Linked DNA regions of Homo sapiens: region 1 is linked to region 2. Evidence: read pairs that join two places in POLR2A ChIA-PET (ENCODE). Cell type or tissue: PC-9. All regions are shown on one strand.

Evidence for each region. Peaks named below come from ENCODE experiments on the same cell type or tissue, not always from the same donor. Only the 100,000 strongest peaks of a DNase experiment are listed, where the experiment ranks them.
Region 1: POLR2A ChIA-PET joins it to region 2 with 7 read pairs; 2 of 35 experiments call an interaction of 5 or more read pairs at or near these places.

Annotation. Positions count from the first base shown.
Region 1 is chr7:55,114,331-55,119,330 of GRCh38, reverse strand. The region is part of intron 1 of EGFR (epidermal growth factor receptor); the gene reads right to left. Among named protein-coding and RNA genes, the nearest start is that of EGFR-AS1, 72 kb to the left of the region's middle. In PC-9, no CTCF peak of the experiment used is centred here; no DNase peak of the experiment used is centred here; H3K27ac peaks cover 1,260 bases.
Region 2 is chr7:54,930,806-54,935,805 of GRCh38, reverse strand. It overlaps the pseudogene LOC643168. Among named protein-coding and RNA genes, the nearest start is that of EGFR, 86 kb to the left of the region's middle. In PC-9, no CTCF peak of the experiment used is centred here; a DNase peak (open chromatin) is centred at 2,425; H3K4me3 peaks cover 1,800 bases.

The DNA.
Region 1 (5,000 bases), 180 kb before region 2:
TGTCTTAAACCAGGAGAGTCTGACATCCAGTTCCAAGGCTGTAATCTCTCTCTGTTACACCTCATGGGAAAAGGGTTTGTAGGTCATGATAGACACTGTGTATGGAGAAATAGGTACTCAATTCATTAGGAGGGCACTCTCTCAAAAGGCCTGTAGTTATTGATCAAAAATTAATTTTATAGCTTTCACATTCTTCTCAGATCAGATGTATTAGAAAATTAAGGTCTTGATGATGCCTTCCTCTTCTTGCCAGGATAAATTGAATGGCACTTGAACTGTAAAATGAGCAGGGGAAAGAGCAGAGTTTTAGGCTTACTTGGTCCATTGTTCACTTCTATTCTTTTCTCCTTGACTTTGGAGGAAAGGTAGGATTTGTTAATAAAAATGTTTTTAAAATTTATTTTTAAAGTTAAACTAGCTTTCTAGTATGAGTTTTTTAAGTAAAATAACCAATTTTCCCACGAGTTTGCTACTGAGAAAACACTGAATGGGAAGATTTGGGGGAGCATTTCAGGCTGATGGGCTGACTTCTTATGTGTCACTTCACCCCTCCCTGTGCAGTCCTGGTTCCCGCCCGCCCTGGGACACTTCTCTGTGGATCTGTGAGATCACAGCTCCTTTGTCGGCCCCTGGAGCTGTCACCCATGGCTCTGAATGACTTAGTGACTTGTCATGTGCCAGTGGACATGACATTTCTGGAGGGCAGAAATGGTGTCTATCCAGCTAGCCACAGCCAGTGCCCAGTGGTGGCCTGACACATAGTGGACAGTTGACACGTGTTTGTTGAATGACTACCCCAAAGGTGGCAACCTTCCACACAGCCGGGGAGTGGGGGAGAAATGTGTTCAGAGGCTGGTCCACCTGCTTCTACCACTCTGGTCTTTGGGATGGTGCCTTCAGGTACCTACTGAGCCTATCTTACTCTAGTAATCTTTTAAAGTATTTGAGATTACCAGTGCTTCTCAAACTCCAATGGACATAGGAATTACCCAGGACTTTGCTAAAATGCAGATTCTGAGATTCTAGGAGGGCCTGACCATCTGCATCTCCAACATGCCTCAGGTGATGGTTGTGCCCGTGGTCCTGGAGAGGTGACATAGATTCAGAGCAGTGGTCACCTATTGCAACAGACTGTGTCCTCCAACAGGAGGTCCCCATTAATTTCAGAAGCACTGGCAAAATGCTCAAAAGGGTAATCTCCATCTAAGCATTTTATGAATAAAGGATTCATTAATGAAAAATTAACTTGTGCTGGGCACTTTAAAAACCACTAAAATGTCAAAGTGTAATTGTAACGCAATTCTAATTTATAGACACGCCGAGTCTGAGTGGTGTCAGGCCCTACTCTGGTCTGGATTCCCTTCCTTCTCCTTTTCTGGGGGCCCAGTTCTGCACAGGTGCATGTCTCAAACTAACTCCAGTCTTCCCAGCATCAGCACTGAAGTTCTAATTGCAAATTTTCAGTGTTTTGGCCTAGGAAATCTAGCCTTTTCAAACTTCTGAAGCCTCAAATATACACTTTACCAATGCTTTTCCGCAGCCCTGACTGTGTCATTCACCATGACTGCAGAATCACATACACATATGCAAACCCTCGGGAGACTTGGTCTTCCTTGCTCCTTCGTTGAGGGCACTCTGCACAGGGTCTATGGCGCAGAAGGGAATACCGCCTAGGACTTGATCGCAGCAGTATGCCCTGGTGGCTGCTTTGGGATTATTTTTTATAACAGAGATCTATTAAAGGGCCATGTTCCCTGGAGGAGTTCTCCCATCATTCCAGGTGGTTTCCTCCAGGGTTGCCCCAGCTCTGCTAGTATCAAATATCCTCCTAGGGCAGCAACCATGGCCAAGAGCCGTTCCTCTTTGACAAGCTGCCTCGTTTTCTGCAGCTTACCTATAACATGCTAATTGAATGTGGGAGTTACAGAGTGTGGGTCCCCCCCACCCCGGGAAATGCCCCTCCTTGTAGACTGCTATGTCTTTCATTGGGTACCATTATTTCTCATCTTTTCTTGCCTGCATTCAACAAACTTTTACCGATCTAAAAAGGTGGCAAGACAACTTTTACCCACATCTCTATTCCACTTTATAAACTATTTGAATAAAAAGATTAAATATATTTCCCTTCAAATTTGCTGAATAGTTAAGTAATTGATATGGAAGATGTATGTGGCAATCTTTGGGGGTTTACTGTGAGCAATTAGGAGATGTTTTCTACTGCTGGTGGTGTATAATTTGCTATAACTGCGCTGGAAAATGTTTTGGCAATATCTTTCAAAGCTACTAAAGCGACCAGTACCCTCTGACCCAGCAACGCCACTCTGAGGTACCCAACAGAAATGCAAACAAAAGTTCACCAGGGACACGTGGGACAATATTCATAAACTTGTAACTGCAAGAAAAGAGAAAGAACCCATATGTCCATTGGCGGTAGAATGGACGAACGCAGTGTGGTATTCTCCTATGATGGAACTGCCCAGTTATGGAATGCAAGAAATACAATTTTGCAGCACAGCATGGAAAAATATCAACACATAATGTTGAGTGAAAGAACCTGACCCAAAGGAGTACCTACTGGAGGATTCTATGTAAGCAAAATTCAACAGCAGGCAAAGCTGGCCCATCGTGCTGGCCTTAGGATGGTGGTAGCCCTGTCCCAGGAGGCAGCACGGGGTGCTTCTAGGGTGCTGGTATGGTCAGCTGTCCTGATCTGGGTGCCACTTACAAAGGGCTAATTGGTTTGTGATATTGGCCAAATTACACACCTTTGACTTGTGTGTGTGTGTGTGTGTGTATGTGTTTTTTTTGAATTTAGTTATACTTGAAAGTTTACTTGAAACATTTCTAGAAGGCTGCTCCCTCTGAGCAAAGCTGCCTGGGCAGCATCGAATTCCCAGTCAGGAACTCATGTTTTTAGAAGGGAGTTGTGGTGAGGCTCTTAGGAGTACATAAATGAGAGGTGCAAAAAGTGGGGTGCTTGGTGCAACTGGATTTCTTGTGGACAGCGGCCAGGGGTGGGATGTGCGCATTGCGTGGGCACAGGAATCTCAATAGCTGGCCCCAGAGCAGAAGCAGAGAAGGTGTGAAGGCCTGGACTCTTCTGAGCTTGAGGTCAGGGGATCTACTTGCACATTAGAGTTATTTAAATGAGGAAAATGCATGCCCTTTTTGAATCGATGTTGTCAAGCCTTTCTTTTCCTAGGAGAATCTTTCGATTCCCAGCATGGGGAAAGCATGTTTTCAGGTATTAAAATGAGTAAGGTTGTAACAGTTACCATGAATCCACATGTTGTGCCCCATTCTAAATCAAGTATGATGATAACAAACACTGTAACCCGTGCCTAGGAACACTTGTTTCAAACTTCAGACCCCTCTCCAGTTACATGGGAAGCATGGCTGTGGGCATGCATCTCTCTCCGCATAATCTGCGGTCGCTTAAAACTTAAAGTTATGGCAAACCATGTTGTCCTGATGATTATAGTTTCCTGATGTCACTCCCCATTCCAGTTCTGCAATCCCAGGGACATCCAGTCCAACTACCCAGCAAAGACACCTGCCTGCTACTGTATGACGGCATTGGCTGAGTTTGAGGAGGGCACACAGGAAGCTCCAGGTGCTATCTACAGCCTCTGCATAGGTAAGTCACTGGGTCCTGAGAGCAGACCGGGATATTTGCAGGGAGCTCATGGATGGGAATGTGAAGCTGAAATTTCACTATACCTTCAGGAAGGCTTCCAGGAACCCCTTGAGATTCAGAGAACTGCGAGTTACTCTCCCTTACTGCCATTGATTATAAAATCTATTTTTAAGAGAAGGAATAGCTAAAATCTTAGATGATAATAAATATAACTTCTTAAATCCAGTAGAGGACAATAAATATATGTTAAAACGAACTCATGAAAATAGCAGCCATTGACTGAATATTTAGTTTGTGTAGGCAATGTGCTTGGCGTTTTTACAATAATCCTGGCAGGTAAAATGAAATGTAAATAAACCTTATTCACAGGACTATAGTGAGGTTAAGAGATCATGCCTGTCTCACTTTTATAAACTATAAACTATGTGAGTGCCTGGCTCACTTTTCTGATACTTTTGTCTGAACAGAGTCTTGGTGATATTTTAACTTATGGTATTTTTTGAAGCCATACTAAATTCTCATGTGAATTTAAAGAATAATATAATGCCTGTAATCCCAGTGCATTGGGAGGCTGAGGCGGGCAGATCATGAGGTCAGGAGATCGAGACCATGGTGAAACCCCGTCTCTACTAAAAATACAAAAAATTAGCCCGGCGCGGTGGCGGGCACCTGTAGTCCCAGCTACTCAGGAGGCTGAGGCAGGAGAATGGTGTGAACCTGGGAGGCGGAGCTTGCAGTGAGCAGAGATCGCACCATTGCACTCCAGCCTGGGTGACAGGGCGAGACTCCATCTCAAAAAAAAAAAAAAAAAAAAGAATAATACAAATACAAGTTGCAGTGTTTCATTATTTCTACACAATGTCCTTCTCTCAAAAGCTGATATTTATACAGGCGGTAACAATATATTTAGAATTTTTTGTAATGCCAGAAAAATAACAAAACATAAACACATTGATTAATACTTTAAGTCCATTGGACATGGATACTATAGGAAAGAATGGATTCCCCAGTCATCTCAAAGCCAAAGGTTCCTTGTTATAAAAAGTTAGAAATACAGATTTTTTTAAAAATAGTATTTTTAAAAAGGTACTAAAAGTCCAATATTAAGAAACTTAAAAATTATTGTATACATAGATATAAAATTGAGTCCTCTAATAATTAAACATCATGTATTTTTAAATGTTTTAATTTATTTATTATTTATTTTAGAAACAGGGTCTCACTGTGTCACCTAGGCTGGAGTGCAATGGTGCAATTATAGCTCACTGCAGCCTTGAACTCCTGGGCTCAAGTGATCCTCCAGCCTCAGCTTCCTGAGTAGCTGGGACTACAGGCATGTGCCACTACACCTGGCTAATTTTTA
Region 2 (5,000 bases):
CTAATGGAATCTCTCTGATTAGCCAGAATTAATGTAAATGGAAGATTAGCCAAGTATTTATCTTTTCTGATCTGAGAAGCTTCAGTTCTTATTTTCCCAATAAATTCCCCCAATAAAACTCAATGACTTAATGGAATTAAATACACAGAAGCACCGATGTGGTTTAAAGGCAGCAGTCCATAACTGACTCAAAAGGTAAGGCGAACTGGCCGAAGATCAAGTTCATAAATTTTCCATCTAAGGCATACTCATCATCAGTGGATTGTGTCCTTATCTCATTTGCTAGTTCTTGGGCAAGGCCAACCTTCCCTAAAATAAAAAGGTTAATTTTATCTATATTGGTACTATCGTGATATAATCTTAAGCAGCCGTGATCCAACTGTAAAAGACTGCTAGCAAGTAACTGCTCCACTTTAATGTCTGTACAATTTTGGTCACTAAGACACGTTTCTTTAGTGGGATGATAAACAAATCCTATATGCTTAAGTAGAAGAGAGTCCCTATCAGGTGCAAGTTTCTGTAAAGCTTTATATCTAGGTTCTTCACTCAGAACTGTATGAATTTCACTCATTTTATCTGAACTAGGTGTTGCATTAAGATCTAAATCATAAAAAAGTTCAGAATGCTCAAAAAGCATTTCTTGAAACTTTTCTTTGGATTTTCAACTATTTATCACTGATGCCTACCATATGCCTCTTTGCTATCAGCCTCAGTGATATACTTGAAGGCTTCATCCTCCATAACAAAGCACATAACTTCCTCCCATGGCTGTCCAGGTGAAATGACTTGAATTTTTTCCAAAGTCTTTTTGAATTTTTCCTTCATTTCTACCCTCCTCTTCTCGGATATTGGATGTTGTACATGGTTCTGACAGACTTTTTCAGCTTCTAAAGTGCTCAGGAGGTCAAATGGAATCTGCCTGTCATTAATTTTGTCTATATGGTCAGTTTCATCCCAAGGTGTTTTTTCTAGCACCACAAAACATAACTGGAAATCTATTCTCTTTTCCATTAACTTCAAAGCTTCTGACCAATTCAAATGTTCAATCTCTTCTAGACTTGGCAAGAGTGTTAAAAACTCTTCTTGGTAAAGTATTTATATACTCTTCTCTCCTTTTTCTTATAGGTTCCTGTTTAAGTTGTTGTATATGTTTTGAGAATGTATTTCTGGCCTTTCTTGTTCCCTCTAAGTTGATGTATTCTTCATAATCAGGATGATTTTTTAAATTTATTACTAACAGTTTTCCAAGTTGCATGATAATCTCTCACGGTCTGCACAAGTTTTCAAACTTATCTGTTGCTGTGACAAGTTGTCTCTGTGTTTTATAAGCATCCAAATAGGGAATAATTTTAGGCTTGCTACGAGTTTTATCCAACATTTGTACCAGTGCAGTGAAACACGTTTCAATGTTGACATTAAATCCTGCTGATGTTTCCACTACAAGAAGCTTCTTTTTGTTTGAAGCAAATGCCTGAACTTCTCTAAGATAATGATCCACGCATTCATCACATTTAGTTGCCGCTATTATTACAGGTATTTTTGATTTTGATAACTGGACAAAAAGGTTATTCACAAATTTAAGTTGATCATCAAATTTCCTATTGCATCCCTGACTTACATCAATGCATAATAAAAATCCATCTACATTGAGCTTCCCTTCAGGCATTTGCTTCTGTTCAAAGTCTTGTTCTAAGCCTAGTTGATCAGTGCAAATGTACATTAGTTTTTCTGCTGACTGCAATCTAGATGCAGCTGCACGTTTTATATATGGTTGCAAATTCATACTCCGATGAGGCAAGAATGTCTGGTCATCAATGAACTGTTAAATGACATGAATTTTGCATTCTACTCCAACTTCACCATTTTGTGTTATGTCACCCCAGTAGTACAAAAAGTGATCACTGTTTACGACTCGTCCTCCAAAGTCAATGGTGCTAAGCACAGAAGTATGCTCTGGATAATATTTATCTGCTTTTGAGCGTGCAAATCTATTGCACAAACAAGACTTTCCAACTCCACAGTTACCTTTGTCTTTTTCAGTCCCAGAGAGTCCAACTACACTGATAGTATAGGATGGGGGACAAGGCTCTTTGTTTTTTGCCATCATAACTCTCTTCTCATGCCTCTACATTCATAAATGTAGATATGAAACCAGATATGCTTCTCATTCTGAAAATAAAATCATCTGAAAATACAGATCCCAAGTTTCAGAACTGTATTTGGTTCTTTGTATTTCCCTCATTTCTGTGCAGAAACATCTTCAAGATCATAGAGATCATTTTCCTAACAACGTCGGTCTCCTCTGTCTCCTCCTCAACCACAGCGGCCCTGGCTGTGGCTGCGGCAGCAACATTCCTGGGTAGCGCTCCCGCCGCCGCCTCCTCCTCCACTCTCTGCTCGCCTCTCCCCCGGCGCGCTCACCGAGCGGCGCGTCCCTTCAGGCACCTCCCTCCGCCCTCCCCGACACACACGCCCGGAAACCCTGAGCCCCACGGCCCCCGCAGCCTGCTCACCCACCCTCCCTCCCTCTCTGCCACCAGCTGCGGCCCCGTCCCTCCCCGCTCTCCCAGCGCCAGCCGCAGCGCCAGGCTCAGTAATGGCGGCCACCCGGGCTCCCTCGCGCTGACCTAAGTTAATTTTTAATGTACAATTAAAGTATTATTGACTATAGTCACCCTGTTGAGCTATCAAATTCTGTCTTATTCATTCTAATTATATATATATGTATGTATGTATGTATGTATGTATGTATGTATGTATGTATGTATGTATATGTATGTTTTGTACCTATTAACCATCCTCACTTCCCTCCTTCACCCCCCCACTACCCTTCCTAGCCTCTGGTAATCATCCTTCTACTCTCTATCTGCATGAGTTCAATTGCTTTGATATTTAGCACCCACAAATAAATGAGAACATGCGAAATTTGACTTTCCAAGTCTGACTTATTTCACCTAACATAATGACCTCCAGTTCCACCTATGCCGTTGTAAATGACAAGATCTCATTCTTTTTATGTCTGCATAGTACCCCATTGCGTATATGTACCATATTTTCTTTATCCATTTGTCTGTTGATGGACACTTAGGTTGCTTTCAAATCTCAGCTATTGTGAACAGTGCTGCAATGAACACGGAAGTGCAGATATCTCTTCCATACACTGATTTCCTTTCTTTTGGGTATATACCAAGCAGTGAGATTGCTGGGTTATATGGTGGCTCTATTTTGAGTATTTTGAGGAACCTCCAAACTGTTCTCCACAGTGACTGTAATAATTTACATTCTCATCAACAGTGTATGAGGATTCCCTTTTTCCACATCCTCATGAGCATTTGTTATTGCCCATCTTTTGGATTAAAGCCATTTTAACTGGAGTGAGATGATATCTCATTGTGGTTTTGATTTGCATTTCTCTGTTGATCAATGATGTTCATCTCCTTTTCATGTGCCTGCTTCCATTTACATGTCTTCTTTTAAGGAATATCTGTTCAGATCTTTTGCCTATTTTTAAATCAGATTATTATTTTTTCCCTATGGGGTTGTTTGAGCTCCTTATATATTCTGGTTATAAACTCCTTGTCAGATGGGTAGTTTGCAAATATTTCCTCCCCTTCCGTGGGTTGTCTCTTCACTTTATTGACATTTCCTTTGCTGTGCAGAAGCTTTTAAACTTGATGTGATCCCATCTGTTCATTTTCGCTTTAGTTGTCTGTGCTTGTAGGATATTACTCAAGAAATTTTTGCCCAGGCCAATATCCTGGAGAATTTCTTCAATGTTTTCTTGAAGTAATTTCATAGTTTGAGGTCTTAGATTGAAGTCTTTCATCCATTTTGATTTGATTTTTTTGTATATGGTTAGAGATATGAGTCAAGTTTCATTCTTCTGCATTTGGATATCCAGTTTTCCCAGCACCATGTATTGAAGAGACTGTCCTTTCCCCATTGTATGTTCTTGGCACCGTTGTCAAAAATGAGTTCACTTGAGATGTGTGGATTTGTTTCTGGGTTATCTGTTCTGTTCCATTGATTCATGCTTCTGTTTTTATTCCAGTACCATGCTGTTTTGGTTACTGTAGCTTTGTAGTATAATTTGAAGTCAGGTGATGTGATTCCTCCAGTTTTCCTCTTTTTGCTTTGGCTATTCTGGATGTTTTGTGGTTCTATGTAAATTTTAAGATTGCTCTATTTCTGTGAAGAATGTCTGGTATTTTTATAGGGATGGCATTGAATTTGTAGATTGCTTTGAGTAGTATAGACATTTTAACAATGTTGATTCTTCCAATCCATGAACGTGAAATACTTTTACACTTTTTTGTGTCCTCTTCAATTTCTTTCATCAGTATTTTATAGTTTCATTGTAGAAATCTTTCACTTCTTTTTGATTCCTAGGTATTTAATTTTATTTGTGGTTATTGTAAATGGAGTTACTTTTTTGATTTCTTTTCCAGAATGTTCACTTTTGGAATATAGAAATGCTACTGATTTTTGCATGTTAATTTCTGTGGTATCAGTTCTAATGTCTTTTTTTTTTTCCAACTCTGCAACTTTTCTGAATTTGTTTATCAGTTCTATACTTTCTTTGGAGTCTTTGCAGATGATATCAGCTCATATCATCTGCAAACTAGGATAATTTGACTTCTTCCTTTCCAATTTGGATGCCCTTTATGTCCTTCTCTTGTCTGATTGCTCTAGCTAGCACTTCCAGTACTATGTTGGATAACAGTGGTGAAAGTGGCATTGCTGTTGTGTTCCAGATCTTAAAGGAAAGGCTTTCAGTTTTTCCTCATTCAGTGTGATACTAGCTGTGGGTCTGTCATATATGTCTTTCATTATGTTAAGGTATGTTCCTTCTATGCCTGTTTTTTAAGGATTTTTATCATGAAAGGGTGTTGAATTTTGTCAATTGCAGCACCAATTAAAATGATCACATGGTTTTTGTCCTTCATTCTATTGATATGATGTACGACATTGATTTATTTGCATATGTTAAAGTGGTCTTA